Linked DNA regions of Mus musculus: all the other regions are linked to region 1. The links are chromatin loops, found by intact Hi-C in ENCODE. Cell type or tissue: heart. All regions are shown on one strand. Region 1 holds the start of Gm41062 (predicted gene, 41062). Region 2 has its middle 40 kb from the start of Gm15322. Region 3 has its middle 11 kb from the start of Gm33849. Region 4 has its middle 22 kb from the start of Gm41063. Region 5 holds the start of Gm15323 (a long non-coding RNA gene). Region 6 has its middle 28 kb from the start of Ankrd55. Region 7 overlaps Map3k1 (mitogen-activated protein kinase kinase kinase 1).

The links. A loop is a pair of places that touch in the nucleus more often than their neighbours do. Peaks named below come from ENCODE experiments on the same cell type or tissue, not always from the same donor. Only the 100,000 strongest peaks of a DNase experiment are listed, where the experiment ranks them.
Region 2: it touches region 1 in a loop (2.2-fold over the local background); 2 of 42 quality-filtered maps call a loop at or near these places.
Region 3: it touches region 1 in a loop (2.3-fold over the local background); 5 of 42 quality-filtered maps call a loop at or near these places.
Region 4: a loop joins it to region 1, with 1.8 times the contacts of the local background. A loop is called at or near these places in 5 of 42 quality-filtered maps.
Region 5: a loop joins it to region 1, with 1.8 times the contacts of the local background. A loop is called at or near these places in 2 of 42 quality-filtered maps.
Region 6: a loop joins it to region 1, with 3.0 times the contacts of the local background. A loop is called at or near these places in 5 of 42 quality-filtered maps.
Region 7: a loop joins it to region 1, with 2.4 times the contacts of the local background. A loop is called at or near these places in 4 of 42 quality-filtered maps.

The regions. Positions count from the first base shown.
Region 1 is chr13:112,099,237-112,103,236 of GRCm38, reverse strand. It overlaps Gm41062 (predicted gene, 41062), which reads right to left and starts at 2,315. Exons shown (of 2, transcript NR_168715.1): 1 at 2,177-2,315; 2 at 1,538-1,770. In heart, no CTCF peak of the experiment used is centred here; a DNase peak (open chromatin) is centred at 2,476; H3K4me3 peaks cover 1,209 bases; H3K27ac peaks cover 1,556 bases.
Region 2 is chr13:111,953,228-111,957,227 of GRCm38, reverse strand. No RefSeq gene overlaps it. Among named protein-coding and RNA genes, the nearest start is that of Gm15322, 40 kb to the left of the region's middle. RefSeq lists an enhancer at 1,657-4,000. In heart, a CTCF peak has its summit at 2,408; DNase peaks (open chromatin) are centred at 2,497 and 2,887; H3K4me3 peaks cover 253 bases; H3K27ac peaks cover 1,744 bases.
Region 3 is chr13:112,194,773-112,198,772 of GRCm38, reverse strand. No RefSeq gene overlaps it. Among named protein-coding and RNA genes, the nearest start is that of Gm33849, 11 kb to the right of the region's middle. In heart, a CTCF peak has its summit at 1,708 (motif pointing right); a DNase peak (open chromatin) is centred at 1,712; H3K4me3 peaks cover 625 bases; H3K27ac peaks cover 731 bases.
Region 4 is chr13:112,158,790-112,162,789 of GRCm38, reverse strand. No RefSeq gene overlaps it. Among named protein-coding and RNA genes, the nearest start is that of Gm41063, 22 kb to the left of the region's middle. In heart, no CTCF peak of the experiment used is centred here; a DNase peak (open chromatin) is centred at 2,299; H3K27ac peaks cover 1,916 bases.
Region 5 is chr13:112,000,258-112,004,257 of GRCm38, reverse strand. The region is part of intron 1 of Gm15322 (a long non-coding RNA gene); the gene reads right to left. It overlaps Gm15323 (a long non-coding RNA gene), which reads right to left and starts at 3,249. Exons shown (of 3, transcript XR_382920.1): 1 at 3,165-3,249. In heart, a CTCF peak has its summit at 1,520; DNase peaks (open chromatin) are centred at 637, 1,147, 1,267 and 2,867; H3K27ac peaks cover 1,929 bases.
Region 6 is chr13:112,257,985-112,261,984 of GRCm38, reverse strand. No RefSeq gene overlaps it. Among named protein-coding and RNA genes, the nearest start is that of Ankrd55, 28 kb to the left of the region's middle. In heart, a CTCF peak has its summit at 2,366; a DNase peak (open chromatin) is centred at 2,394.
Region 7 is chr13:111,795,664-111,799,663 of GRCm38, reverse strand. The region is part of intron 1 of Map3k1 (mitogen-activated protein kinase kinase kinase 1); the gene reads left to right. Among named protein-coding and RNA genes, the nearest start is that of Map3k1, 11 kb to the left of the region's middle. In heart, no CTCF peak of the experiment used is centred here; DNase peaks (open chromatin) are centred at 1,371, 2,463, 3,023, 3,313 and 1 weaker place; H3K4me3 peaks cover 1,902 bases; H3K27ac peaks cover 2,716 bases.

The DNA.
Region 1 (4,000 bases):
CTTGGTTTGCATGTTAGATATCCTGCATATTTGATATTTACATTATGATTCATGAGAGTCTCAAAGCCACAGTTTTGAAGGAACAATGAAATAATTTTATGGTTGTGGATCACCACAACAAGAGGAGCTGCATTAAAATATTGCGGCCCTAAGAAGGTTGAGAACAGCTTAGAGTCTCCTTCATGAGAACCATGGCAAACTGAGTTGCTGTACCAGGTTTTCCATCCCTCCACCAACACTAGTGGTTTGTAAGCAGCCTCTAGAAGTCATCTGGGGTGCCTGGCCTCTGTAAGCTGTTGAAGCAAACAGCACTAATGGAACCCGTGAAGGAAAGCAAGCCATCTCAGACTCTTTCCCTAAGTGTGTGCTGAAAGGATCACCAGCACGCAGAAGAGTGGCGGTTAGATGCTGTGCGGTATTGAGAAGATGAACTTTAAAGGCATCTCACTGGATCATATGCCCACTGCCCTCTAGGTTCCTCATGACCTTGAACAAGTTTCTCACAGGTTCTACACAATGGACTCTCTAAGTAGACTCACGAAATCATATTGTGCCGGGCGTGGTGGCACACATCTTTAATCCTAGCACTTGGGAGGCAGAGGGGAGCAGATTTCTGAGTTCGAGGCCAGCCTGGTCTACAAAGTGAGTTCCAGGACAGCCAGGGCTATACAGAGAAACCCTGTCTCAAAACAAACAAACAAACAAAAAAACAAAAAAACCAAAAAAAAAAAAAAAAAAAAGAAAGGAAGGAAGAAAAAAAAGAAATCATATTGCAAGTCTCAGCTGAGAAAATTGTATATACGGTGCCCAAGCTTCCTAATTATCTTGTTATTTATTAAGGACAGAATGAGATCCATGAAGAACGCTGTTGGGTTCCTAGGGATTGTAAGTGATGAGCACACAGAATCTGTCAATGGTTTTGTGGCTGTAAGACACACCCGTGGGTCTTCTTCTGTTCTACGTTTTCACTATGTTCCTCTTTATTTGTTTATAGCCCCTGGTTTCTAAACTGCCTGCAGGACAGAAAGTTATCCTTTTGTTATTGCATCCCCAACGTCACTTCTCCTGTCTGCCATATACAGTCTTTATTGAGTAAGTGAAAACTGAAATCATAAATTAATAAGGAAAGGAACATGCAAGCAAAAGAAAACTCTGTTGAAACGAGGAGGCTCTGCTTGCTTGTTTTAAGCAAAGACAAGTATTTCTTACGCAAATGATGTCTAGAGAAACAGCAACTTAACTGTTTCTTTTGAACCACCCCACCTTTCCTGACTTGTTTACTGGGAATGCCAAGTCACGCATTCATTTCCCCAGAGATATTTCGGCATTTATGCAGCGTAGGGGTAAGGCTGACTCAACCTATAAGTTTTGGAGACACAGAAAGGATTGGATGATTTAAACAACACAACCTATGTTCTTTCCCATTTCCCATGCTCACCCTTGCCTAGGGAACTGATTCTCAGCCTGTGGGTCACGACCCCTTTGGCAACCCTCTATCTCCGAAAATTTCCATGACAATAGCAAAATTACAACTATGAAGTAGCGATGGGAATTATTTTATGGTTGAGGGTTACTACAACAGGAGGGACTGTGTTAAAGGATTGCTCATAAGAACAGCTGAGAACCACTGGTCTAGGACGAGTCCATGTCAAATCTCTCGCTTTGGTCTGCACATCTGGAAGCCAGGCAGTTCAGAGTAGAGAAGAGGTAACAGCTGCGCATCATGTTATGGAAAGCACTAGATCTCTGTGGGAGCAGGGTCCAAGTTTCCTAAAAGAAGAAGCAAGTCTGCTATGAGTATGCAAAATACAAACAACAACAACACCCTAAGTTGCTGCACTTCAGTAAATCTGATGGTCTGCAGACTTGATACAGCGCTGCTGTTTATTGGTGTGTATGCGTGCCCCAAAGCCAAAGAAACTAGCCACACAACCCGGGCAAGCCACTTAGTAAGCGGCACGCCCCCTTAGCTCCCTGCCTTCTTCAACAAGTAAAATTGCTTTCTAAACATTCCCTGGAAAACTGCATAAACTGGAAATGGCTGTGGCTGTGAAGAGAAGAAGCTGAGATGACTGGCAGCGGGGGAGGAATCTCGCTCTAGCTTTCTTTTTCTAGTGGATCATTTGATAAGAAAGCCAGATCGCAGCAGCCTCACAATGGCCTATTTATCACGCACCAGGCAGCTGGGAATCACGGGGGTGGCAGCCATCCCCGGAAAACCACCGCTCCGACACAGGAAAGCCGACCGATAGGCGATCTGCAGACAACGCTTCTTCCTTCCTGGGAAGCTGCCACCACACAGGCAATGGACTGACCCGGGGCAACGGTGCAGCTCCTTGAGGTGGGGGCTGGGGGCGGGGTTTCTCCTGGGTAGGGTAGACAGGACTGAGGCTGAGCCTGGCTGGCAGAGCTCAGCCCCGCCCTGATCTTGCACTCCCGCAAACCGGAATGGGAATGGGCGTTAAGGCTAAGCAGCCCGGTGCACTCTGGCCCATGCACCGTACTCTAGGTTGTGATGAGAACGAACTGGCACAGCCCTTTCCGACAGTCCCCTGGGTAGCTCCTCCCTGCTGGATTTCGGTCAAAAGCAAAAAGAGACACAGACATTTGTCGCCCTACTAAAGCCTTAGAGCTTTGAGTTGCGTTCCAGGCACAAAGACTTAACCTCTTTGGCAGGGTGGCCCATTAACAAATAACAGAGCCAGTCCTGAAATGTGGCCCCTAACTTCATGAGACTGGTGTTATTTATGCAGACAATTAAAAGAATTGGCAGCAGCTATCCCTGGGTTCTGAGATGCCCAGAGTCCCCAGGGAGCGCTGTTTTTTTTTTTTTTTTTTTTTTTTTTTTTTTTTTGGTGCAGCAGCTGGTCCCTGCTGCTGTTCTATGGCAAGATGTGTACTTTTATTTATGCAATGTCTGAGATGCTTCGTTTGGAGCCTGAGAGAACCTCGGTTGAACTGTCTATAATAGGGAAAGGTCTGGAAAGGTCAAACCACAGGGGTCTCTGTGAACTATGCTTGCAGGCCAGTAAGGCAGAGCAAGAGGGAATGGGGTCTCCAAGCCACTGAGGGAGCTGGTCAGCTAGGAGCTAGGATGCACTTCATCTCTTTCCAAATTGTACACAAGTCCCACAAAGTCGAAAAGGGGTGGGGAGGTCAGGTCGGAGCTTGAGTGCACGTTCTGCTGGTCTGGGCTCTGTAGCCAGCAGGCTACTGACTCCTGTGGCAGACAGCTAAAGGAAACCAAAGCTCTTCTTCTAGGCTGTGTGTATGTGTACGTGTATGTGTACATGTATGTACACAGAGAGAGGGGGGGGAACACAGAAATACACATACTGACATACCCTCACAGATATACATACACAGATAAACACACACATAGATACATACACACACAAATACACAGATACACACAGATAGACATACACAGGTAGACACACAGAGATACTCACACATATACATACACACATTCACCCCCATCGTCACTATCTCCAAACTTAGTGCTCTGCCCTTTGCAGCAGGGGCAGAGCTGGGGAGGAATTTTTTCCCTTGCCACCTGCAGAGCAGTTACTTGGCACGCAGAGAAAGATATTCTATCCTAAGGGCACAAGGTCCTCCAATTGATTATTCTATAGACAAGGACAAAGTTGACTCTTGACCCAGAGGAACAAAGAAATTATGTGACAAGCCCCTGTTGCTCTGTGGTGGTCTGAGACCTAAGTTACTAAGCACCATGAAGCAAGGTGCCACGATTTATCAGGAACTTCCTCGTCCCCCTTTGCTATGACCCCCCCCCCCCAGCATGACCTGGGGTTTCTCCAAACCCTCCATGAAATCTCCCACATATCGGGGGTAAGGATGGCTGGTGTCCCCAACAAAGATAGAGAGCAACCACATTCACATTTCTTCTGAAATGTAGTTTGGGGGTTCCCCATCTGCTTACTGACTATGGCCGTCACTGTAGCCTCCCTCGCAGTACTCCAGGGAAACAAGAAGTGGC
Region 2 (4,000 bases), 150 kb after region 1:
ATGGCCAATCACTAATGGCTACCTTTCCCTTAAGTAAAACTACAAGCAGTAAAAGAACAACCTCCTCAAAAATAAACCAATGGGAAATGTTTCCAGCAGGTGACTAAATTTGCAAGCATGTCCTAGATCAAAGATCACAGAGGACTCTTACTATCTATCGTTGCTTGGTTTGTAGACAGGAAAACATTAGGGTTTCCCAGTTACACATTCTTACTTGCTAGTCAAGGATGGATATATATATATTCAGAATTTCTTGATAACATGTGAGACCAAGAATGTGATTCCCATTCTTGTGTTAATGGGGAATGAGAATAGTTGGTTTATAGGAGCTCTTAAGTAAACATGTTAATGGTTAAATGGGGATTTTGCCCATTATGTTAAAAAAAAAAAAACTGCATGGGATGCTAAAACTGGTGTAAACATTGGGAAGACGCTTGCCCTATCAAAACTTGTGGTCTAGGAAATGTCACCTGAACTTAACGCTATAATAGCAATAAATCGGAGAATTTCTGTATGTGAAATACTACGTTGTGCTGGCTGGTGTATGTAAACGTGACACAAGCCAGAGACATTTTAGAAGAGAGACTATGTCCCCCACCAGCTTGTCCTTTGAACAGGCTGAATAAGCCATGAGGAGCAAGCCAGTAAGCAGCATCCCCCCATGGCCTCTGCATCAGCTCCTGCTTCTAAGTTCCTGGCTTGTTTGAGTTCCTGCCCTGACTTATCTCAGTGATGATCATGGGAACGGAAGCTGAAATATATATATTATCCTTTGCCTTTTGGTAATGGTGTTTTACGACAACAATGGTAACCCCCAACTAAGGTAAACCTGCGCCTTATTTGACTTAATCAAGAACCCAATGAGATGGACTACAATATTTCTCTGTTCACTGAAACTCAAACAATAAAATGATGAGCCTAAACTCACTTGGCCAAAAGACTCTCACTTCATCTACCAAAGCACCTCTTCCTTTTAGCAGCATGGGCCCACTCCCATCCCCCCGCAGACATGGTCTTAACAAGACTCACATAGCTGGTGTACACAGCTACTATGTGCTGTCATTGAGCCTAGGGGAGAAATCTGCTCTCCTGGCCACGTCACACAAGTCACACCAGCGTCCTTCATAGCATCTTCCAGCTGGGACTAAATAGAGAAAGCACCTTCTTCCAGGCCATCTGGTGAAGGGAGACTGGGCAGCACGACCTTTGAAGTTCCTAATACATGTGGCTTCAGCCTCTTGGACTATCAGGACTTAAGAACATAAGCCTATTACAGAGAAACAACCAGAAAAAAGAGATAAGACATTCCCCCATGACATCAAAGGCCATTTTTCCCTTCGGTGGAGGTCTGGGAGCTGTCTAACAACCAGCTCACCGGGGAGAGTTCTGATGGGACTCTGAGGTGCTCATTTTCTCTAGGTAAGAAGAACACGAATCAGCACAGGCTGGAGACACAACTGACTTCCTTGAAAAAAATCAAGAGCTTTCAAGAACAGAATTGATATTTTCTCAGTTTTGGCTGCGACTCAACTGTAAATGCACAAATTAAAGCTAGTTACCAGGAACACCTCTTTTATTGCTATTGTCACACAGACATGTAATACATTTTGATTATATCCCACCCCACCCCCCTACTATCCTCACTTGGCCACCAACATCCCCTTTCTGATCCCCTAAACGTCTCCTGTCATCAGACTTTTAAAATAAATTAGATGAGCTTTTGCTATGCAGCCCACGCTGGTCTGGAATTTGCAATCCTCCTGCCTCACCATCCCAAGTGCTAGCGCTCCAGGCTTGAGACACCATGCTCAGCTGTAGACATAAAGTTTTAACTCAGATTTTCCCACACTTTCTCCATCATTTTCCTAAATCTAGATTCCAGACAAGCCATACACGAATAAATAGGTCAAACCCTGATTTGTAACATTTGTCAGTTTCAAACACAGGAAAGCTTCCAACATGGCCAACATCAAATGTCCATCATGACAGCAACGTCCCTAAGGAGAAATAAACAATGTTGCTCCATGCCACAGTGCTTCCATAAAACATACAGGGAAGATATAAATCATCTGAAATGCAGAGAAGAGCAAAACACAGGAAAATCAGGAGGAATTGGTGACATTTCGAGGTTTGTTGCCTTTGTGCCTAACATAATTTTTGCTCGTTTTTTTTTTTTTAGTTTTAATCAATGCACTATTTAGCAGCTGAAATTCCCACCTCTGTAAGCCAATCTTCTAACCTACTTCATTTCATTTAAATACAAAGCAAAAACTGCACCTCCCACCGTGTAAAAACAGAATGCTTGGTTATGGAAAACCTAGCCACACTGTGCAATGGTCCCTTTAAAAGTCTTCCCTTGAAGAATGTTTAATCAGCTGAGCAGAGGCTCTTTACCCCTGCAGGAGTTAGGAGGATGTTAGCAGTTCACTGCCACAGGCTCCCAGGAGCCTAGCATCGTTTTGTGAAACCACACAGGGTGGAGCCGGGCCTTCTTCTCCCAGGAGAGGAAATGACCAAAAGAATACCACGTGTGGCATTCCCATAGCAGCAGAAGGGAGGCTGGAACTCCCAGAGCAAAGGGAGGCACAGGAGACCACGCCCTGGAAACTTGCCTTTTCCATGGTCGGTCGGAAAGGACCCACAGTTTGTTCTGTGAGGTTTGAAGCATCAGGAATGGTAAACAGAACAGTATTATTCTCTTATTCTCTCACCCAAGTCTTTGTTTCTTTCCGCTGGTGTCTGGAAAACCTGCTTAAAGAGTTATTCCAAGTGTTTTTGTCAAGTCTCTAATCTGTCTTCAAAAATAGCCCGGAAGAGGAAACAGGCTATTTACCCCAGAGAGCAGGGTGGAAATGGCCAGGAAAAGTCTCTCCATAGCACCTAGCTGAAAGCCACAAGTGAAGAACGGGAGGTCTGAGACAGAAGCCAGCCAGTGCTGCTAGTCTGCAGCTTTCTGCTTATCCTGTAGTTTCAAAATGGGGACAGGGGGGTCAGCTGAAATCTGCTGTTGTGTGACAGTGGGGGTGGGGGAGGAAGAGGAGGTAGGAGGGGGAGAGGGGGTGCTATGGATGGTGGGGAAGGGCCTATAGGACTGAAATTGCCGAACAGCAGGGAAATCAACTCTGTAATTCATAGCAAATCCTGTTTAATGTGCATTCTCTCAGAGGGGGCTGAGCGGGACCCGTCAGCCATACATCCAAAGTTGATTAAAACCCTGACGTTTCTCATAATTGGACCTCATTAATAAATTCCTCAGGGTTCCAGGAGGCTGTGAGGAAGTAAAGCAAAGAGGTAGGGAAATGAGAGCAACAGGAGATTGCAAGGTCCCAGATGCGGAGTTAATCCCACTCAATCAGACTGGACAGAAACTTTATGTTCACAACGACCTGCTGCTCGTCAGCCTTCTTCCCCTCCTCAGCAGGGCAGGCTTTTCTTCAGGCACTACGCCCTGAGCTTTAAAACCCCATATTCACCATGCTAACAAGTTAGGAACTGATTCTCCTCACTGGACACTCTCATGGTTTCTCAGCTTGAACTGAATTGTTATGTGTGAACTTGACTCGGTTAAGGGATGCCCAGAGAGTTGACAAAAGGTTGTTTCTCACTATGTCTAGAGAAGGCAAGTGTTTTATGAGATGGACTAGAGAAGATGCTCTCACCTCTGCAGGCTAACATTATCAAGCGTAGCATGTAGATAGGTATATACGGCCCTTGATGGCTAGTTAGAGCAAAAAAGGAAAGAATTCACTTCCTCTGTTGGAGCTGTCCTACCTGCTGTCTCCTTCCTTCTGTCCTTCCTCTGGTTTGGACTGACACTACACCACGAGCTGTCCTGTTTCTCTAGCTTAAGTGTGGTAGTCCATGGAACTCTGTAGCTTCCAGAATCTCTAGAGCCAAATTGCATGGTATATCTGCTTCAGTAGATCTCTGCATTCTGTTTCTCAGATAACACAATCGCAAACCTTGCCTGGAGACACTGACTTAACTTGTTGTTGTCCTA
Region 3 (4,000 bases), 96 kb before region 1:
TTCACATTTCCAAGAGGGAAAATTATTTTAGATGGAATGTTTAAAATGTTCTAACGCCGTGTTCCACTGTGGGAATAAATGCTGTAGAAGGGAGTTTTAAAGAACCTAGAAGTTAGAGAGACAGATTTCAGAAGAGGTCAAGGGAGCAGTATAACTTCTACTCCGCACCCGGGCATTCGAGCTACGAAGAAGTGAGAGGACTTTGGGTCAAACCCCAACAGGAAAGACTGCTGTTGGAGACGCAGCCAAATGTGTGACTCGTGCCCAGACATCTTTAACTTGTCCTGTCTTGGTGGCCAGAGTGCTTTTATACCATGCAACAACTGTCTTCTTTAGCAGTAAAATTGCTTATTGAAAACAATTTGGATATGAAGAGATCACCATTATCTCCTCCTTAACCTTATCAGCCTGAGGAAAACATGCTTTTTCCTTATTTTTGAAGTTTCGCTACTAAAAGATCAAATGGACTTAAAAGCATTATTTATATACAAGGAGAAGGAAGTTCCCAACATGTTACATGAATCCAGTTCAGCTAATAGCTGTAAATAAATGGTCCCCAAATCCCAGAGGATTTCTGTCTCTCACTGGAGCACAATTGGAGGCTCTGTGGGTGTGAGCTGGGGGGGATTCTCCTCCAAATCCTTACAGCGTCTGATCCCTGGGCTGGCAGAGAAGAGGTATGTGGGGGAAATGGAGGAGGAGCCTGGCTATGGAGTCTATGGCTTCTCTCTGTAGTCTAACTGCAAGTTAGCCTGAGAAATAGCATCCAGCTGTCTGTTCAACGAGAAGAGGAAATAAGTAGGAAGAACTAGGCTCTGATGTATAATTTACCCGAAAGGTCACGTTAGCAGCAGGCAAGCTGCATGCTACCCCACGTGGGTTTCCTTTAGGTCTATACTGACTGCTTTGAAAATTCAAATTAGTCCAAACTTTTGAATACCGAATCATTTCGCTACCAAAGAAGGAGATCTACTATTTTTGGTTTCTCTCAAAGATTCTCAAAGATCCAGAATTCTCAGATATTTTCTGCTTCTGGCTTCAAATGGTCCAAACCGAGTCGGGGCTGCCCCCTGAGCTTATGCACGGTCTCCAGTTGGCCTGGCAGCCTGGTGCACTCCAGATCGACCTGATCCTCCAAGATGTCAAATCCACAGTGGGAAAAACAGAGTGAACAAGGAAAGGACATTCAGAAATAGATCCACTGGGAGTAAGCAGAGTTCAAGCCTGGGCTTTTCAGGCCATCCAATGAATGACTCCTGACTGAGGGGAAGTCTCTGCAGGCAGAGGCTCAGGGCAACACAGACTGAGAAATCTGATGATCCCCCCACCCTTCAGTCTTTGAATAAACAGCAACAAAACCAAACAAACTAGACAGATTCCAACAGAGCAGTAACAACAATAAAGGAACAGAGATTTAGCTGTTGGACATACAAACCCAAACCTGCTAGCTGGCTTGAACTAGGAGGCAGGATCATAGCGGGCATCTTTGAAGCGTGTGTCCATCCTTCTGGATTGACTAGCCTGCTGTGAAGGTAGACTTGGAAGTTAAAACTGATAAAATGTAGACGAGAAGCTTACAAACTGATTGCAGAAAATTCTTTTAGAAGGGGTACATGGCAGCCCTAGGAGGGGCCAACGAATCTCATTCTCCCAGACTCCCCCAAGTTCTGAAAATTCCTAAGCCAGCTTTGTTTCCGCAGCCCGCTGACAGCAGGTGGCGCAGGACCCGCCCACCCCTGCTGGTTTTGGTCCCACGGGGGAAAAACCGTGGCCAGAGATCCAAAAAAGCAAGGCGACTCCTTTTTCCTGCCTGGGTCATTTCCATGAGTCATGCACGCACTTTAATCTAGTCCTAACTATGGGAGAGGAACATCAAAACGACTGTCTGATCTTTTTATCAGTATCTAGTGGAAAACAAAAATCCCCTTTCATAGGATCCTCACAGGACGTGTTTATTTGCCCTTTTCATCTCGTTGCCGGCTCTTCCTTCCCAGAATCAGTACGGAGGAAGAAAAAGGAGCCTCTGCGAAAGGCAAAGAAAGGGTTTGATGGCTCAGGTCGGGCAGAGATGTCAGCCTGGAAGGAACAAGTCTCCTTAGAGTAACTTAAGAATTCTTCTCGCTGAATGCTTTCCAGCTGTTTGTAGGAGTGTGCGGGTCGGATCTCTTTGGCTGGAAAAGCGGAGGACCTGTTGGATGATTCTAATCTTAGACTTTTGGTGTCAGGTGGATGGATCTGGAGTTGAATCCTGAATGTAACACTGGTGAGCCGAGTGACTTTAGGCAATGTCTTTGAGTAAGTTTAAATTTAGCGTTTAGATCCATAAAATGACCACTAAAATAACAGTATTGATACAGTGCCCACATACCTGTCAACGATTAAGCTTCTAATCTCTGCCTGACATTGATTTATGGATTTTGGGTGTAATGTTTGATTTAACCACCACAGCAATCTCAGACTTGAGTACCATGACCAGGCCCATTTTACAGATTGGGAACCTGATACACAGAGTTAGAAGAATGTGTTCAGTGTCTTGAGGTTAGAAGGCAGCGTAGTACCCTCCTCCAGTGGTTAGGGAGTCTTTAAATATGCTAGAAGATTAGTTCCCAGTAAATGAACAGCGTATAATATATTTTAAAATAAAAGAGAAACAGGAAAGAGTTCCCCTTCCAACTGCTCCAAGCACTAATCACGTCTGTTTCAACCAAATGAATGATTCTGTCGTTACCCTTTATGTGAGAGCAATTCATAGTATGTCTTACGTTTTAGCCCAAGTTACCCAAAATCATGGAGAATCTTCCTATAAAGGCTGCAGGCATCACCAGACTCTGGGCCAGGAAACGTTATATTCAAGAATCTGCTCTGTTCATCTTTTGAGCCTAAAGGGGCTCTAGCGGACCCACGCATCACAAACGTGGCCTTGCACTTCCCCCTCCCCATCTCCTTTTCCTTGCTAAAATCTCTTAGATTACATTCCTAAAGCTAGCCACCAAAGTCACTTTCCTCATTTGGGCACTGTCTCCTCCTGAGGCTGACTACCAATGTCCAGCTAGCATAGTACTGAAGTCTGGCATTCAAAAGCCTCTTTTTGGTTGCTGTGATTAACATGTCCAATCAAAATTAAACACATCATCCTATGCCGCCATATGCCTACGGGCCAGATCTGTCTCCTCTCTATCCAGAGAAAGTCCTTTGTCCTTTGGGGACAAATATCCCTCCCCCACCCCCTTGGTCCTTTCCCCTTCTCTCTCATCCTCTATCTCCTGTCTTTGTCTCTGATTCTCTGACCTTTGTTCCTTTTCAGTAAATACAGCTTCTTCGCGCTGAGAACTTTGTCTTGGGCCGGAACCTGTCCTTTCACAACTGACTAAACCAAGGCCATCAAGCTACTGAAAACCTACTGTCTATGAATGAGCAATAAATGTAGGAGTGTGCTTTAGAGCAGAATATAATCTCTTCCCTCAATGTGTGCTTCACAGACATGTGTATCATGCATACATGTGCTTGTATATACACACACACACATACACCCCTACTTGGGCATTCAAGACCACACTTTGGAAGTGATCCAGCTTAAGCTGGATCTTCCTGTGAGACTGTTTGGGACCACGGTCAACTAACACAACAGAAAGTAGGTTTTCACTGTTCTGGAGTCCGGAGGCCAAGGTCAGTTTTTTCTGACACTTCTCTTCATGGATTGGCACCAGTTCGATGCCTCATGGCCTTTTCTCGGTATATGCCTGCAGAGTCTGATCTTTTCTTCTCTCTCCTCGTCCTTCTCCTCACTTTTCTCCTCTTCCCTTTCTCCAGAGCTTCTGGATTAGAACCACATTCCTGCCGACATCTGTAACACCCACTGCTCCTTAAAGCTCTCCACAGCCTTCTCACCAGGGATTACGGCCTTAACATGGGAATCCGAGGAAGACAATTCAGCCCATAAAGACTGGCTGAGGTCGGGGCCCGTGCATTTCACAAAGCTGTTCTCAAATTATTCTCATTT
Region 4 (4,000 bases), 60 kb before region 1:
GTCTCTTCCCTTACAGAGGACCGGAAATGCTAATACGATCATACCTAACATTTGTTTTGTAATAGGCATAATTCCTGATGGTGCTTTACCTGTATGAACACACAGATTTCCAGTAACATCAAGAAAGGACGTGAATACTTTTGGTTTAGCTGAATACAGAAGACTCACAAAGAAGTTAAGCTTTTCCCCACAAGTGAACAATGAATTTGAGCACGGGGGTAGGGGGTGTGGTGGTGGGGGCTACCCATCTTGAATAATGTCTAGGTTTTGCTGTAAATGAGGATGGCAGAAACAGAGTGGATTGAAGCATCTATCAAAGGCCACAACCCCCCAAACCCACTTGTCCTGTGTGTCCTCCTTCTCGAGCTCCACAGCATCCCATGGGTCAAGAGATATGGAGAGGCTAACCTGCCTGGACATTCTTTGCGTGTGTGGCTACTTAGAACTACTACACAGTTCTGGTTCTGGGAGTCAGCGTCAATAAGGAAGTAAGGGCTTGATTTGCATTATGGGATTGTTCTGTGCCAACAAGAGACTGTTGTACACAACCCAAGAGGCCTCATGAGCATCTGCAGGTAAAGTACAGAGAGCTCATCTGGACTCCTGCACCCCACAGGCACTGTGAATTATACATATTTTTCTCTGCTTGTCTATTTTTTCCCCCTCCTGAAAACAGTCCCGTTTTGGGTGTCTGCAGGCTCCTTCTGGCCTCTCTTGCATATTGTTACCTTTTTCTTCAAGACAAAGTCAGTCATTTCTAAGGGGCTGTGAGTTGACTGTCCTACTGCCCGAGACTTCTCTGGAAGGAGATAGCTTTAGGTTTTTAGTGTTTTATCAACCAGGTGGATGTCAGAGGACAGGCAGTTGACAGTGACTGGGGGACCCAGGAGTCAATGGGAACAAAGGACAAGTGGGAATGAAGACTGTTAGGAGGAATGAATAATGTTTGTTAAGAGGAGGGTACTTCAGACATGGAGGGCAGGACCATCAGCATGCCCACCAGGCGCACCCCATTAAAGACTTGTCAGCCATGACCATTCTACCCAGTCCCACCATCAACCCAGTCTTGCTCACTGATGCGGATGGCACTGGAAAGAGCTGAGGATGAGGGTGTCTAGTGTACACAAGCAACTCTGATGTCTACATGGCAGATGGCATCTTCCTGCGGTTTTCATCTAAGTATATTTTAAACTTCCTCACCCATCTTTCATAGAAAGAAAGGAAAAAAAAACATTTAAACTACTAGCGTATTTGAAGTATTTAACTACTTTGAAAATCAGCGACCATTTCTGCTAACAGTGAACTCGTATTTGCTCAATGACCCTGCAATTCTATGCCTGTGTAGACCCCCATGTGTGCACGTATGCATGTTTGCCAGAAGGCAAATACTAGAAAGCTCTCAGAGTGCACAGTGGTTTTTCAAGGAATGAAAACAGGCCAAAGTCATCCATGGGAGACTTGTTTAAGAAGTATGAAGTCATATGACACATGGTATGTGTATCACACACATACATACATACATAGTGCAGCATAAACTCCAACCACCACATTGGTTTTCTAAAATTAGCACTGGTACCAAAAGGAGCCAGATACCAGAGAACACATGCAACTTAATTTCCTTCACACAAAGTTTAAAATCAGAGAAAATTAGTTTTGAGATATGTCAGGCTACTGCAGTTTGCACTGTAAACCATGGTGCACAACATGTGCAGTACTGAACTTAAAGCAAAACAAAGCAGCCCCTATCTACCCTCTGTGTGGGACTCTCTGGTTGCTCTAGTCTAGTTAAGCCTAGCAGTGACTGGTAAGTGGATTTACAGTAATTAGTGGATTATGTCCTATAATTTGAAAAACACTGATATTCATGCAGGCTAGGCTTTCAGAGTGGCTCACGGGTTAGCTGATCTCACTAAGCCTCAGTGCCCTCTCCATAAACAGGGAAATGATGGTGTCATTTGCCAAGAGTGTTGTGGAATTGGATGAGTTAAGGCACATTAAGGTTTTAGCATATTGACTAAACAGTCAGTTTGTGCCTTACATATGCACATGCGCACATACAGGCACACACACACACACACACACACACACACACACACACACACACACACACTTTTATTAAATATCCAGGTCTTTCTTCCAGACAATAAGCCTTCCAAATCCTTGTTCTCAGTTTGTGCTGATAAGGGGAGTCAGCCTTCCCAAGGAGACTTAGAGGTGACTCACTGCTCTAGGGAAGCCAAGTTCCTTGTTGAAGACCATCTGGGATTTCCACCTCAGGGTGGGCTCCTTTAAGCTCTTCCTGTGTTCCCACACCATGCTCCCCTGGGCTGTTTTCTTGTCTGCTCTGGCCTCTTTGGCAGGGCCTGAGTTCATTTGGCCATGTACAGTGAAACTGTACTTGAACGATCTTTGTTTCTTAAAAAGTCATCTTAGCTTGGGAAATGTTGGCCACTGCTAAGAGCAAGCCCTCCTACTTGGCCATGGGGTCTGACCAGCCCCCATCACTTCCTCCAACAACAGGGGCTTTATGCTCTCATGCAAAAAGACCAGCTGTCAGCTTAAATTTCCCTAATCCAGCCAGATCCCAACTCAGCCAACCAACAGTCGCTATCTGGGGGAAGCCCATCTGTGAAAGGCAGCAGTGCCCTTACTGGAATGACATGTCATAAAAATTAGTTTGGGCACTAATCTAAAGAAGCTTTGTGCTGAGTCGAGGGACTGCAAGGTCCCAGTTGGTGCCCTTCTCTTTGCCGAAGAGCTGGACCAGACAGACTAGCAGAGCAGAGCATGAACACACTAGCAGTGCCCCACACCTTGCTTGTCACTCTCAACCTGGAGAGATGCCATCTTTACCACCCCACCTCACCCCCCCAGTCCTCTCCACCGGGAAGCTCTGAGGGCTGAAAGGGTGTGGGCGAAAGGAAGTTCACTGTTTTGTGTATAGTGCTGGTCATAGGCAAAGGCCGTGGGGGTCTTTAAACCGTTGGCTAACTTTAGCAATCTATGGTTCGGTTTGTTAAGAAGGATAGGAGCTCATTCTTAACATTCTTCCTCTGCAACTGTTCCCTCTCACCCTCTCAAGGGGACAGGGGCGGTCAGTGGTCCTCTTTAACCTTGAATTGCCTACATAGTGTACTTACTTGGTGACACTTCAAAACAGTCACCATTCCAGAGGCTCCTCAGATAATGGTGGAACGGCCTGACCACCACCACCACCATCACAGCATCACCACCCCTGCTGGCTCCATACTGGGGTTTGTCTGACTTGACCTTGTGCATCTCTTGTACATAAGTGGAATTCATGGGACAGAGGGGGGCAGAGGGAGAGACAGAGAGAGAGAGAGAGAGAGAGAGAGAGAGAAAGAGAGAGAGGAAAGGGTGGGCATGTGAAACTGGAAAGAAACATAGTGATGGTAGTGGGTGAGGAGGAATTGGAGGAGAAGGGCTGGATCAAACATACTATATACATGTATTAAACGTCAATCATGCATGCACACATACACACACACATACACATATTCGAGCACACCTTGTGCAACAGAATGCAGCTTTTGAACTGTTTTTTTTTTTCAGATAATCCCATAGGTATTTTTGTACCTGTTCACTTTCATATAATTTCTTGTTTAAAATGCTTTTGAAATTTGTCCTGGATGTATAGGTATTAGAAGCTTAGGGGAATGAATTCTATAGAGAAATTCAAAAGAAAAAAGCATACCACTTTCTAATAAAAAAATTAAGAAGCATTTTCTTTGAACTAATTATGAGTATTTTCTGACTTTTTCCTTTCCTTCTTTTGTTGTTTTTGTTTTGTGAACCAGTCTTTGGAATAGCCCATGGTTTTGGCCACACCTTCATTTCAAAGCAATGCCGTTTTTTTAGACCAGCCTGAGTGCTGAGGGGTCTGTTTTGTAGCTTGAGGGATCTGGAGGGTGTTTTCTATTGGCTTTCTCCAACTGTAACAAAGTTGGGCAAGAAAAAAGACATTTGTTGATTAAAACCA
Region 5 (4,000 bases), 99 kb after region 1:
TCTGTCTAAGCCCCAGTCTTCCCTTGTACTATATTCATTAGAGACAACCTATGCCTAGAGCTGCTTGAAGACACAGGTTTCCTTCAAAGAGGGAGACAAGATAGAAGATGACCTCTGAACATCAGAGTTCAGTGGGTGTGGTCAAAAGAACTTCGAGGGGTAGAGAGTTTTTACTGCATACAATGGCCCAAGCAACTTGCTCTTTCTCGTCTCTCATCTCCAAATCTCTGAGTCTTCATGTAATGTGTCAGGCCAGGGAGCCCAGAGGGTCCCTGCCCTGCAGCATCTCCACCAGGACACCTATTAGGCATGCAAGCTGCATGCCATCTGATATCCTCTCACTATTTGTTCCCGATTTCTTCTCTGGGTCAGGGAGAGAGCTCTAAAACTGGACCAAGATCTTTGGTGACTGTTTTGGTTTTTTGTGTTGTTGTTGTTTTGTTTTTAAGCCTTTCTTCCTGGTTGTTCAGTTCTGTCGGAAAAAGCAAAAGGAGCTCTTTCGGAGTTGAGCTTGCTGAGGGTGGCCAGGGTTTGGCCATCTCTGCAAAGCTCGTTGTGTGTTTGCAAAGGTCATTCTCTGTACATGAAAATCCCAGCAGAGCATGCCAGAGCAGGAAGGCCACCAGCTTGCCAAGCATCCAATGTCCCAGTCACCTGCTCTTCCTGCCCTAGGAAGGATGTTGAACAATCTCTGGGGTAAAGACATCAGATGGAATTCGTTTCTTTCCCTGCTCTTAAATCAGCTTCGGACATGGGGGTCTCAGAGCCCCCGCTGACTCCTCCTTTAAGGGCCAGCAGCTGCCGTGTGTGTTGTACGAAGCGAGATCAGCAATATGACATTTGTGGCCATCGCAGAGTACAGGTCATTGTGCTCTGGATGGGATTTCTGAGATGTCATCCTTGGGGAATACCCTTCCTGAGTAATACAAAAAAAAAAAAAAAAAAACAAGCTCTGTGGGCAGAGGTCCTGAGTGGGGTGGAAGTGCACAGTGAGGTGGGGTGGGGGATGTGGCATATAGTGAGCGAGTCACGAGTCACTGACTCTTTAGGAAAGTGACTCTGCTGACAGGAGAATTAGGGCGGGATGATTTTGGCACGCCCTGTGTTGTGTTAGCTGTGCAAACCTTTTCTTTCCTTTGAGCAGTCTCTTTCTAATTGGGTGGGAGCGTCTCTTCTCATTGCACAGAGACCCTGGTCCTGTCAGGTGTTCTGGAGGGTGTGGGAGGGATCCACATGCGGCCTGTGTGGCCAGCCGACTCGCAAGGGGTTCTCTAAGGAGATTTCACACTGCAGCTTTCTGGCTGCTGGCAGCCTCTCCATGTTTCCCCCAATGCATAGTTTTCTCACATTCGTCAAAAGCAACTCTTATCTCTACAGTGTGTTTTAAAGAAAAATGCAGAGTGTCACCGGGGACAACTACCATCTGGCAGGAAGCTGCCAGGCCACGTGAGTGTGTCATGACTGAAAGTGCTTCCCTTCCCAGGGCGCCTCTCTCTTGCCGCTCAGTGGGCAGCTAGGAACACCAGACCCACAGATAATAATGATTCCAATTACTTCCTGTCCGTTTCCCATCTCAAGAGCGGCTGTTTCTACCACACACCCTGCCTCTGTCACCCACACTCAATAAATATAAACACAGCCCTCAGGAAGGGCAAGATGTTAATAACAGGCTCCCTCAAAAAAAAGCCTCCAGAGTCCCCCATACCAACCCTTGTATCCAAGTCAATGCCCCAAGAGAGTTCTACCATGTCCACTGGATAGGACTAGTGCTGCAGGGGTGTGGCTGTCTAGAAACACCACAGAAAAGGCTCCTGCCAGAAACAGACCAAAAGTGCTCAAAGAGACAGCCAGGTGTAAAGATGACCAAATATATGAAAATATACCCTTAATGCATATTTAAGTATATGTGCATACATCTTTTCTCCCATTCTGGTGAGTCAGTCACGTATGCAACTTACATCTGCTAAGTGCTCACTGTTATATAGGACAAGAAATTTTAGACACTGCGGCTTCAAGAAGAAACCGAATTCCCTGGCTTCTGAGGCTGATATTTTGATATCATTGTGTATGTCCGTGTGTGTGTGTGTGTGTGTGTGTGTGTGTGTGTATCATCATCATGTAAGACATGAAGAAACAATTAAGCAGGGTGCTAGAAAATGGTGGAGATTGGGAATGGGAATGGCATTTTTCACATCCAGTCAGGAAAATCCTCACAAATGGGACCGACAGCTGAGGAGACTGAAGAACAAAAGGAAAAGACACAGAGGAAAAACAACCCAGGCAGAGAAATAGGCTAGGCGCATGCAAGGTCCCGGGGTGGGGCTTGCTGCATCTGTGATGTCTTGGTTGCAGTAGCAGTGAGAAAAAGGCATGTAAGAAAGTCGTGGGGGTGGAGACTGAGTTCTGAACCTGTGTCTGCCAGAGGCAGGGCTCTTGCCCAGGGAGAGCCTAGGTGTATACGCTTAGCAGAGTTGCTAGGTAAAGACAAGCACCAAGACCCCTGAGATAGTCACTGTTGGCAGCCCGCTTCTCATCCAGGCTGAGGAGGGAGTTGTGAGTCTCAGTTCTGGCCCAGCAACAGTGGACTTTGAGATGTAGCTACCAGAGGCAGGAAGGTTGAGCCAAGCCAGGCGACAGACCCTGGAGGTCCGTCCAAGCTGGGCTCCGCTTAGCTGAGCCAACAGGGACGGCAACCCCTGGGGCACTGCCACAGATCTTGTCATCAAAGCCCCTGGAATTCAGAGTTTCCACGCATCCATGTGTCCACACATTGAAACTTTCAGCTTGTATCCTGGGAGGAGCGCGAGGTCATCAACTCTGGCTTGCCAGGGCTGTTTGGAGGAAACCGGCCTGCGTTCAACTCTTGTGCACCTGCACTGGGTGCGGCTATTTCTCTGCTGGTTGCCACGGAAACAGAAACAACAGCTGCTACAGAAAGCCCCTTCACACCACAGCCCTACAGCCAACGGCAGCATCTTTGTCTCTTCCCGTTTCCATCCTCCCGAAACTCAGAGCCTAACTGGTCTCTCACTGAGTAGAAAGGGCTCTCAGAGCCTGGCCAGCTTAGCTTTACCACAAACAGCCTAAGCAGGCAGCTCACGGTGTGGTCACAAGTGACCTCAGAGATGACAACCAAACATCCAGGGTGTGAATACTGTCCTTACCATTTCTATCGTTTCTATCAAATGAGTATCCTGAGGATATTGGTTTCTCATTCCACGTGGCAAAGGCCCAATGTCCGGAAGGCAGTTAATTGGTTGTGGTAATTTATGACAACTGATTGTTTTGCCGGCAACTGGGAAATGCATGCCTTGCTTTGTTAACTCACAAATGGATATCGGTGACCTCAGAGGCTTTTACTCTGAGGTAAAGCAAAGAAAGCAAAAACAAGCAACAGCCACCACCACCACCACCACCACCACAACATTGCTAGCTTATAGTTCCTCTTTAAAAATACAACAGGAAGACCTGAGGCCCTAGGTATAGACTGCCTTCCTTCCCTCCATTCTGTTAGGACCTTTGAGTTGGGGGTGGGGGGTGGGGGGTTGGGAGATCCTCAGAAAGGGAGAAGGGTGAAACTGTGGTGTCTCTTTTGTTCTCTCTGCAAATCTGCAAGTTAAATACAGCATTTCCCACGTGTTCTTAATGAGAAAATTAAACCCCAGAGGGGTTAAGTGCCACGTCTGGAGTCTCTCAGGAAACTGGACTCGAGTGGGAGCCCAAATGTTCTAGTCCATACGACCCAGCTTAACTGCAGCTTCCCTACAGGGCTCTGTGCATGACCTTAGAGGTACTCTGTTAATCCACTAGGCGGTCCCGACCCATACCATAATCAGGATAGCTAATAGCAGACTTATTTTCTCCAGATTCTGGAAGCAGGAGATCCCAGATTAAAGACTGGGCAAGGCTGGCTTCTAAGGCCCCTGTCCTTGGTCTGTTAATGAGGTTTCCTTCATCCTTTGTAGTCACATGGTTTTGCTGTGTCTGTGGCATAACTTTT
Region 6 (4,000 bases), 160 kb before region 1:
GGGTGTGCCTCTCTACCCACCTAGGTTTCTCTTGATCCAATCAAGTTAAACATAAAAATAACCACCCCTGATGCCAGCAGAGTCAGAATTCTGTTTCTTCCCCTTTTGTTTCCTTCAGTTTTCTCTACTCTCAAAAGGATTCACAACTGCTTTCTGTTTTTCTGCCAAAGGTGGATGTGTTTGCAATGTTATTCTCTACTTCAAATGCAGACGAGGGCACCTGTGCTCCCTGGAGACTAGGTGAGTTTCTCGGGCCTTTTGTGCGTGCACTGGGGATCCTGGGGGTTAAATGTCACTCCTCTAAGAGAGCAATGCATCTTTCACCACATCGAAGAGCCTAATCCCACACTTTGTTTGAGCAGAGAAACAGGAGCAGAAAGCGTAAGAAGAGTTCTTAAGAAGTTCTTAAGAAGAGAGACTGGGTTTTGTGGCTGAAAGCTGACACCTAAAGAAGCAAAGAGGAGTCAGTCAGGCCTTACTGGGAAATGTGAGGTTGGCGGCCTGGGATCCCAGCACTTAGGAGAGGCAGAGGGAGGAGAGCTGAGATGAACCAGCACCATGAGCACCAGGGCGAGAGATGTCATAGAAACACCAGACTGGATGGATGGGTCGGATGCTGAGCACACCCATAGATGGAGCATCCTAACTCCATACGGCGCTCTGTGGCCTCAGACTTCACTGAAAGCTTTAGCCCCCTTTGGAGAGTCAGTGCCTGACCCAGGCCTGCTTGGTTGCTGTTTAGTGGTTTAGCTTCACCATGGACATCAGAAGAAAGTATGTGCCTTGGGTGACGATGTCACAGAATAGGTGGTGGAAGGAGATATAGTATTAAATCTTTGAAAAACGTATATATGTATTCAATGTACTGTAATCATATCCACTCTTCAATACTTCTCTCAAACTACCTCAGAACGCCACCAGCCCACCCTCCTCCCAATTTCATGCCTTCTTTAATTATAAATACTAATGTTACTAGTAACTAACTCCCTAGCGTCAATTAGTGCCTAAGCATGGGGACATAAAGTAGGACACAGGCAATCTATTATTGGCTACATTTCCCCCACAAATGTGACTCTGTCTCTCAACAGCCATCATCTGTCAGTGGCTTCGATGTTAGAAATGGAATGTTAGTTCCATCATGTAACCCCCTCTCCATCCATGCTGGGACTTTGACTGGCTTGATCTTATACAGGTCTTGTGTAGCCAGCCAGAGATGCTGTGAGTTAATAGGTGTGCAACAACTCTGTTATGTTAGGAACGCAGCACTTCACGGAACGTAGTGCCCCTCCTTATTCTACAGCTCTTACATTCTTCCCGTACCTTCGTCTGTCATGTCTTCCTTGAGCCTTGGATGAGAGTGAGTAGAGGTGATATAGAAGAACCATCTACTGCTGAATTCTCACACTCACTTGTTCACAGCACTTCTACAAGATCTGAGTCTTTGCATCAGGGCAAAAAGAAACTTCTCTGACCTAGCTTGAGAGCAGCACAATCTATGAGTGTAAATATAAATAGTGAGAAGGCAGCTTGACACATTACCATTTCAGGAAACACCATTAAGTCCCTCGTCTAAAACTGGAACTATCTAGATCTCTCTAGTCATAGTTTTTAACTCAGTTTACAGTGCCAGATATGAAGTCCCTCCAGTGAAATAGGTCTCAAATCCAATCAGAACATGATTGGTTACCACTACAACTATTATGTATCAGTGGGCACAATGCGCTGGCAGGTTGTTATGTGGGTAACACCACATAGCATGTGGGTAAGACCACTGTTTTCTCTTCCTGAGCCAACTTCCCAACACCCTCCAGCACCATGAAAACTAGCCAGCAGGAAGAGAACTTCCTGATAAGTTTGAGATTGAATTCTTGATGTCTTTCAACTAAAGTGTATGGTGTATTCAGCAAAAGAACTTCCCCCTGAACCCCACTTAGTTATGTTGGCAACCAAGATCAAACAACAGCCTACATAGTTCTGGATCCCTCCAGGGCCCCTCTGACCAATAACTTGGTGGGCAAAATTTCATGTCCAGCACTGAAATCTTCAGGAAGGACTTAAACAGAGAAGGAGGATCTAGGGTTTTGGCAGCAAAAGGACCAGAGAGTGAGAAATGGAAAACCAAGCACACTTTCTCTTGGATCATTTCTGTATAGTGCAGCAGAATTGTTTGCCACCCTGAGAAGTACAACAATAGCAGCAACAATAACAGCAGCAGCAGCAACAACAGCAACAACAACAACAGCAACAACAGTAACAGCAGCAATAACATCATCATCAACAATAACAAAACCAAGTCAAGGTGTGCACAGGCTAGATCCAGCCCTTCAGGTTACACACTGAGACTTGGCCATCTAGAGATGCAGTGCACTGCAGCAGCCAGTTGGGGTCAGAGGTGCTTCATCTCAGAGAGCATCCAGGCTTTGCCTATAGCTAGCTCTGTCTTTAATTTCTCAAACTTGCAAACCCTCTACAGTCAGAAAGCCAGTTTAAATTCTCTTGGAGTTTACATTTCTGACCAGGTAGAGCCGATGCCTGGGAAGAAAGAAGTGTCTGATCTCATGGGCCTTGGCGAGGAGATTGGTTTCAACTTTAAAACACTGAGAGTTTTGAGTTTTGTCCACTTGTTCTCGTCCTATCCCATGTACCTCTGTAGATTGTGGATACAGGGCTCTCAAGGACACTGAGCAGTCATGGACACAGAAAAATCATCTCCTTGGCTTAAGCGTGCAAACACCTGGAACGGAGGACTCCAGCCTAGCTTCCTAAATCCTTATCTCCATGGTACCCTGAACACATTGCTTAAGTGATATTGGTGGGTGTAATTGGCTCATAAGTGTTTATAAGCATCCAGGTCAGAATAAGCTTGTGATAACCAACTCTATATATCTCTTTCTGCAGCCTACCTAAGGGATATCACGGGGATAGATAGATGGACAGGATCCATTGTTAGGATTGTTAGGGCCATAAAAATGTGCAAGTGTGGAAAGCCAGGACCTTCCTCCTGTGTTAACCAGCTTTCTGTCACTACAACAAAATACCCAAAGACGTTCAAATTTACAAAGAGGAAAGGTTTGCTTTGGCCATGGGGTTGGAGGTACTACTTGGTCCTATTGCATGTGAACTTGTGTAACAAGGCAAGGTAGAATCATATCACGGTGCCGTGGTAAAGCAACTGTTGACCATGTGGTCAGAATGTGGTAGAAAAGGAAGAGGCAGAGAGGAGGGCCCCAAGGACTACACAACCTCCTACTAGGCCTCTTAAAACGTTTGTCATCTCCCAGTAATGCCAAGTTGACTAAGTCTTTAGTACACAGGTCTTTGGGAGGAGGTGGGGGGCGGCTTTCTAGATTCTAGATATAAACCGCAGTGTTTGAAAGCTGGTTGCGAAACATCTGCGTGCACATCGATGACGACATACATTAGCTGCTCAGCCCAGAAGGCATCTGTGAAAGAGGAGGGGTAATCTCTGAGAATCAAAAGGATCTTCCAGGATAAATCGGTCTAGAAACTATAGTCAAGAATCCCCCAAAGTGATTTTCCTGTCAAGGGCAAAGAAGACATTAAGTCAAAATTTCCTGTAGAATTTTTAATGGTTAGGCGATGGTGCTAAATGGCCCACAAAGCCACGTGACCTCCTTCCCTTTCTAATCCTAATCTTAGACCTTGAGAAAAATCTCAAACCTCTTTAGAAAGAGGCATTATTGTTTCTACAAAGTGTGTGTATGTGTGCGTGTGCGCGTGCGCGTGCGCGTGTGCGTGTGCGTGTGTGTGTGTGTGTGCGTGTGCGTGTGTGTGTGTGTGTGCGTGTGCGTGTGTGTGTGTGTGTGTGGTGTGGGGGGGGGAGTGAAGTTGAGGGACACCATCAGAAGGAAAGAGTGGCTATCTTTCTCCTTTGTGTCACATCAGGGACCATTGAACAATGTATGTTTGCTCATGTTTGTACAACGCAAGAATTTAAACCCATAAAATCAGCTTTGCTTAGGGGAGACAGTTTCACAGG
Region 7 (4,000 bases), 300 kb after region 1:
CACTAAAGCTTAATTTGACAATTCAAAACAATATAAATATCTAAAGATAGACACCTATATGTGTATATACATACATACACATATATACATATATATACATACACTTATGCTCTTGGCTTCGTAAAATAAATATGCTGGCATAAATTGTTGTATGAAAGGGAATGTGTATTTTAAAATATAATAACACAGCCAGATTGTCCTGTGAAACCTCGTGTCAGTTTACATCCATGCCATAGTAGGGGACAGTGACCATTTTGCCAGCCTTACTAACATGGTATATTGCCACAGTTGTGTTTCATCTTCCATTTTTGTCAAGCTGGTGGGTAAAAGAAAATTTCCCACTTGAACTTGCATGTCTTTAGCTTGATCTTTTCGTTCTTGAGGCGGGGGTGAGAATCCTACATCCCCAATTCACCACATTTCAAGCTCTGTGCTGGAGAAAAAGAAAGCCAATGGGCGCCCAGAAACAAGAGTCTCTGCTGACTCAGCCGTGAGAGTGCCCTCCTCCAGTGATGGCTCTCTATATCCAGCTGTCACCTGAGGAGGTCTCCCAGGCAGGGCAGAAGGTGGCTGTCATTACTCCTTGTGCTCTGCCCTCACAGGAGAGCCTCCATGGCCTTCAGGATGCCTTCCTGGGTATATATGCTGGCACCATCTCCCTATGGGCTCTGCTCTCTCTCTTCCACCCTGTCAGCCTCACTCACCCTGAGCTGGCCTGCCCTTCTCCCCCAAGGGTCCTTGCCCTCTCAGACTTTTCTCCATCCTTAACATGAAGTGCAGTCTCCCTAATGCAGTTTAGATGCTCTGGGATGCAGCCTCCTGTCATCCCCAAATGCCACCTCCCCCATAGACACAGAAACAGAACACCTGAACCCTTCCATGGCCACTGTTTAACGCTCCTGTCTGAAGGGCTCACTCTGACTCCTCAGTGAACTATTTTTTGTATGTTTTTATTCTTTGAAATAAAGAATTATTGGTATTCTACTAAAAATACATGTGTCTATTTGTGGAAGTCAGCCCTGAGCTGTAAACACTGCCCAACTCCTTGGTTTAGAAGTTCTCTATAGTCACTGCTCTTAAAGCGTCTTCGTCTTCTCTTTGTCGCTCGCTGAGTGTGTGCTCGCTGAGTGTGTGCTCGCTGAGTGTGTGCTCATGCCTTTCAGCGCAGCAGCACCAACAGACAGAGCGGTGTCTGAAGCACACGCTGTAAAATGAATCAAGTGTTCTAACTCACCGGTGTTAACGTTTCAGACGTGCGCTGGCAGGGGAAAATGTTGGTACCAAGCCGAGACTGCCCTTGAGACTAATCCAAGGCCATCACGGGTCAGACCAAGAGGTTCAAATGCTTCAAGCAGAGAGCCTGGCTGGGCATGAGCACGTCTGTGGCAGGCTTGTGTCAGCTGCCAGGCCCCCACAGCCCCTCTCCATGAGCCTGGGGCAGCGGTCTTAGAGGAACAGAAGGAAGGGCAGTGTAGTGAGTGTGATAGCATGAGTGACCCGTGTGAGTCACCACTCTTGAGTACGGGACACCATCCCTTCAGTAACCTTGAGTGTCAGCTGTCCTATAGTGTGTCCCTGAGAGTGTGCTGCGAATATCTGCCTGGCTCGGGGACATGCCACTAAGCCCTGAAGCATTCTTAAGAGTGGGACACTCACAAGAGGCTCTCAAGAGAATCCATTGGCTAAGAGGGTGGAAAGTACAGAGGCCCAGAAGTCAATGTCAGCGTGATTAGAAATCTGTCCTGGGTAGCTCAGGCAGCCCCACCTGAATGGAGAGAGGGTGCAGATGAGGCTCAGACACCTAGGATAAGGTCCCTGGCTCTGGCCAGCTGGAGAGCTAGACAGAGATCTCCACCTGGGTTTTGTTCCACGGACCGATCCTTAGGTCTCAGTGCTTAGAACTAAATAAAAAGCCTTTGTAGCTGGACGGGTAACCACGCTGCACCAGGAAGTGGGTCAGCAGGCTCAAAGGAGGAGTTTCTGAGCTGGGAGCCAGACCTGCCAGCCACCTATTGCCATCAGGCCCCTGGGAATGAATACCACTCTGGAGTCTCCGCTTCATATCTCTGAGCTCCAAAATGGAGTGGGTGATCGTGAGACAAGATCCCTTTTAAACGTCTCTCATTAACTTTGATGCCAGCCACTGCCCATAACTGCAAAGGCTTGTACTTAGCCGCTCTTGTTTTTAGCAAAGGCCATCTGTGCACATAGTGATCATCTTGTTAGAAATTCATTTCTCCTTACTATTTTGTAAGTTTTTTTTCCACGGGGCGGGGGGGGGGAATGGAAAAGTGTAGCTTTTCGATTCTGCAATGTGGGGTGAAATAGCTGTTAGTCTGGTGGCAGGCTGAGGTCCTGGAAACCCCTGCTCTGTGCTGCTCACGTGCAACAGACCCAGGAAGGAGTGGCAGGGAGCCCCTGAGGCCACTCTGAGCCACAGCTTTCAGACTCAGACTGTCCCCGCCCAGCTCAGGCAAGACTCCTCCTCCTCTGAGAGTCCTGACCCACTTCCTGGTGCGCTGCAGGCACTGTAGCTGACCAGCGCTCTCAGCTCTGTGAAGTTTAGTGTTTGTTTTCCTGACCCCAGGTCGTCCTTCAAATTCTTGTTCCTTTCTGAAATTTAATTTTGAAAGTTATTTTTTGTGGCTAAATTTATTGAAAGTTTGTTTGTTTGTTTGTTTTTTAATAAACTCTTGCGGTTTCAAACTGTTTATCACCCGTGAAGAGAAGCTTAAAGTACTATAAAGAGAAGCAGTGGAAGGTAACACATGGCCACATACACCTGTAATCTCAGTGCTCAGGAGGCTGAAGGGGAGAGAGTGTTCCAGGCTAGCCTGAGGGACATAGTGAGAGATCCTGTGTACACACACACACACACACACACACACACACAGAGACATTGAGGCTGCTCATAACCCACTGCTGAGCAGTGGGACCTTAGCAGGAATTGCTGTTTGTCTCAGATTGGTGGTGAAGAACACTTGAGACTTCCTGCTTCTGCAAGCCCGCCCCTCAGTGTTGCAATGTTGCCATCAGATATAGAGATAGGTGGCTGGGGCCTCACTGTACGTTCCCAGCACGTGATTTCCAGACCAGGCTGGGTGAAGGGCAGAACATTTGTTACAGATTGATTCCCGAGGCACCATTCTGAACCTTTGTGTCAGACTGTGATGACTGGCTGTAGGTTCTGTCGCTAGGGGATGAGGCAGCTGGACTGTCAATCTGCACAGCGCACACTTGGGCCTCTCCTGCAGTCTCCAAAGTGGAGAGTGAGCCACTCCTCCTCCATCCCGAGAGGGTTTGCTAGGAGACCTCTGACAACAGCGCCAAAGACCTGGGAAGAGAACCTCCCCTCGTGGGCATAGGCCCAAAAGATTTGGCGTCGGAGAGAAAAGGCTAAGCTGAAGAACTTGTTACTTTCTATTCTACCTCCTTCCTGGGCCAAGTTTTGTTGATACAAAGTCATTAGCATCTGAAGTCAGCTTCTCTCTGAATCCAGCAACTTGGTAAGAAATGCATCTGGCATTTTATTGTACAGTATAATACTGTATACATGTTGATGGGTCCCCCTGTCCCCCCAAAAATGCTAGATGTCCCAGATCTTAATCCATGCAAGTGAGTTAGCAGAAACCTCGTATCCAGGGCTGGGGATGTAGTTCAGTTGGTACTGTTCTAGTCTTCCTGAAGCTCTGGTTCCATCCCTAGCACCACACCTGGACACCTAGGGGCCTAGCCTGCACCCTGGCTGTTCAGGAGGTGGAGGCCTAAGGACCAGAAGTTCAAGGCCACCCTGAGGTGCCTGAAACCCTCTAGAGATCCTTTTACAGGGGTCAACTAATACCATCTGTATATCAGATATTTACAGTTCATAACAGTAGCAAGATTACAGGTGTGAAGTAACAGCAAAATACAAGTTTATGGCTGGGGTCCCACAACCTGAGGAGCTGTGTTACAGGCCTGCAGCACCCCTGCCCGGCTGGTTGGTTCTGTCTTTTAATGC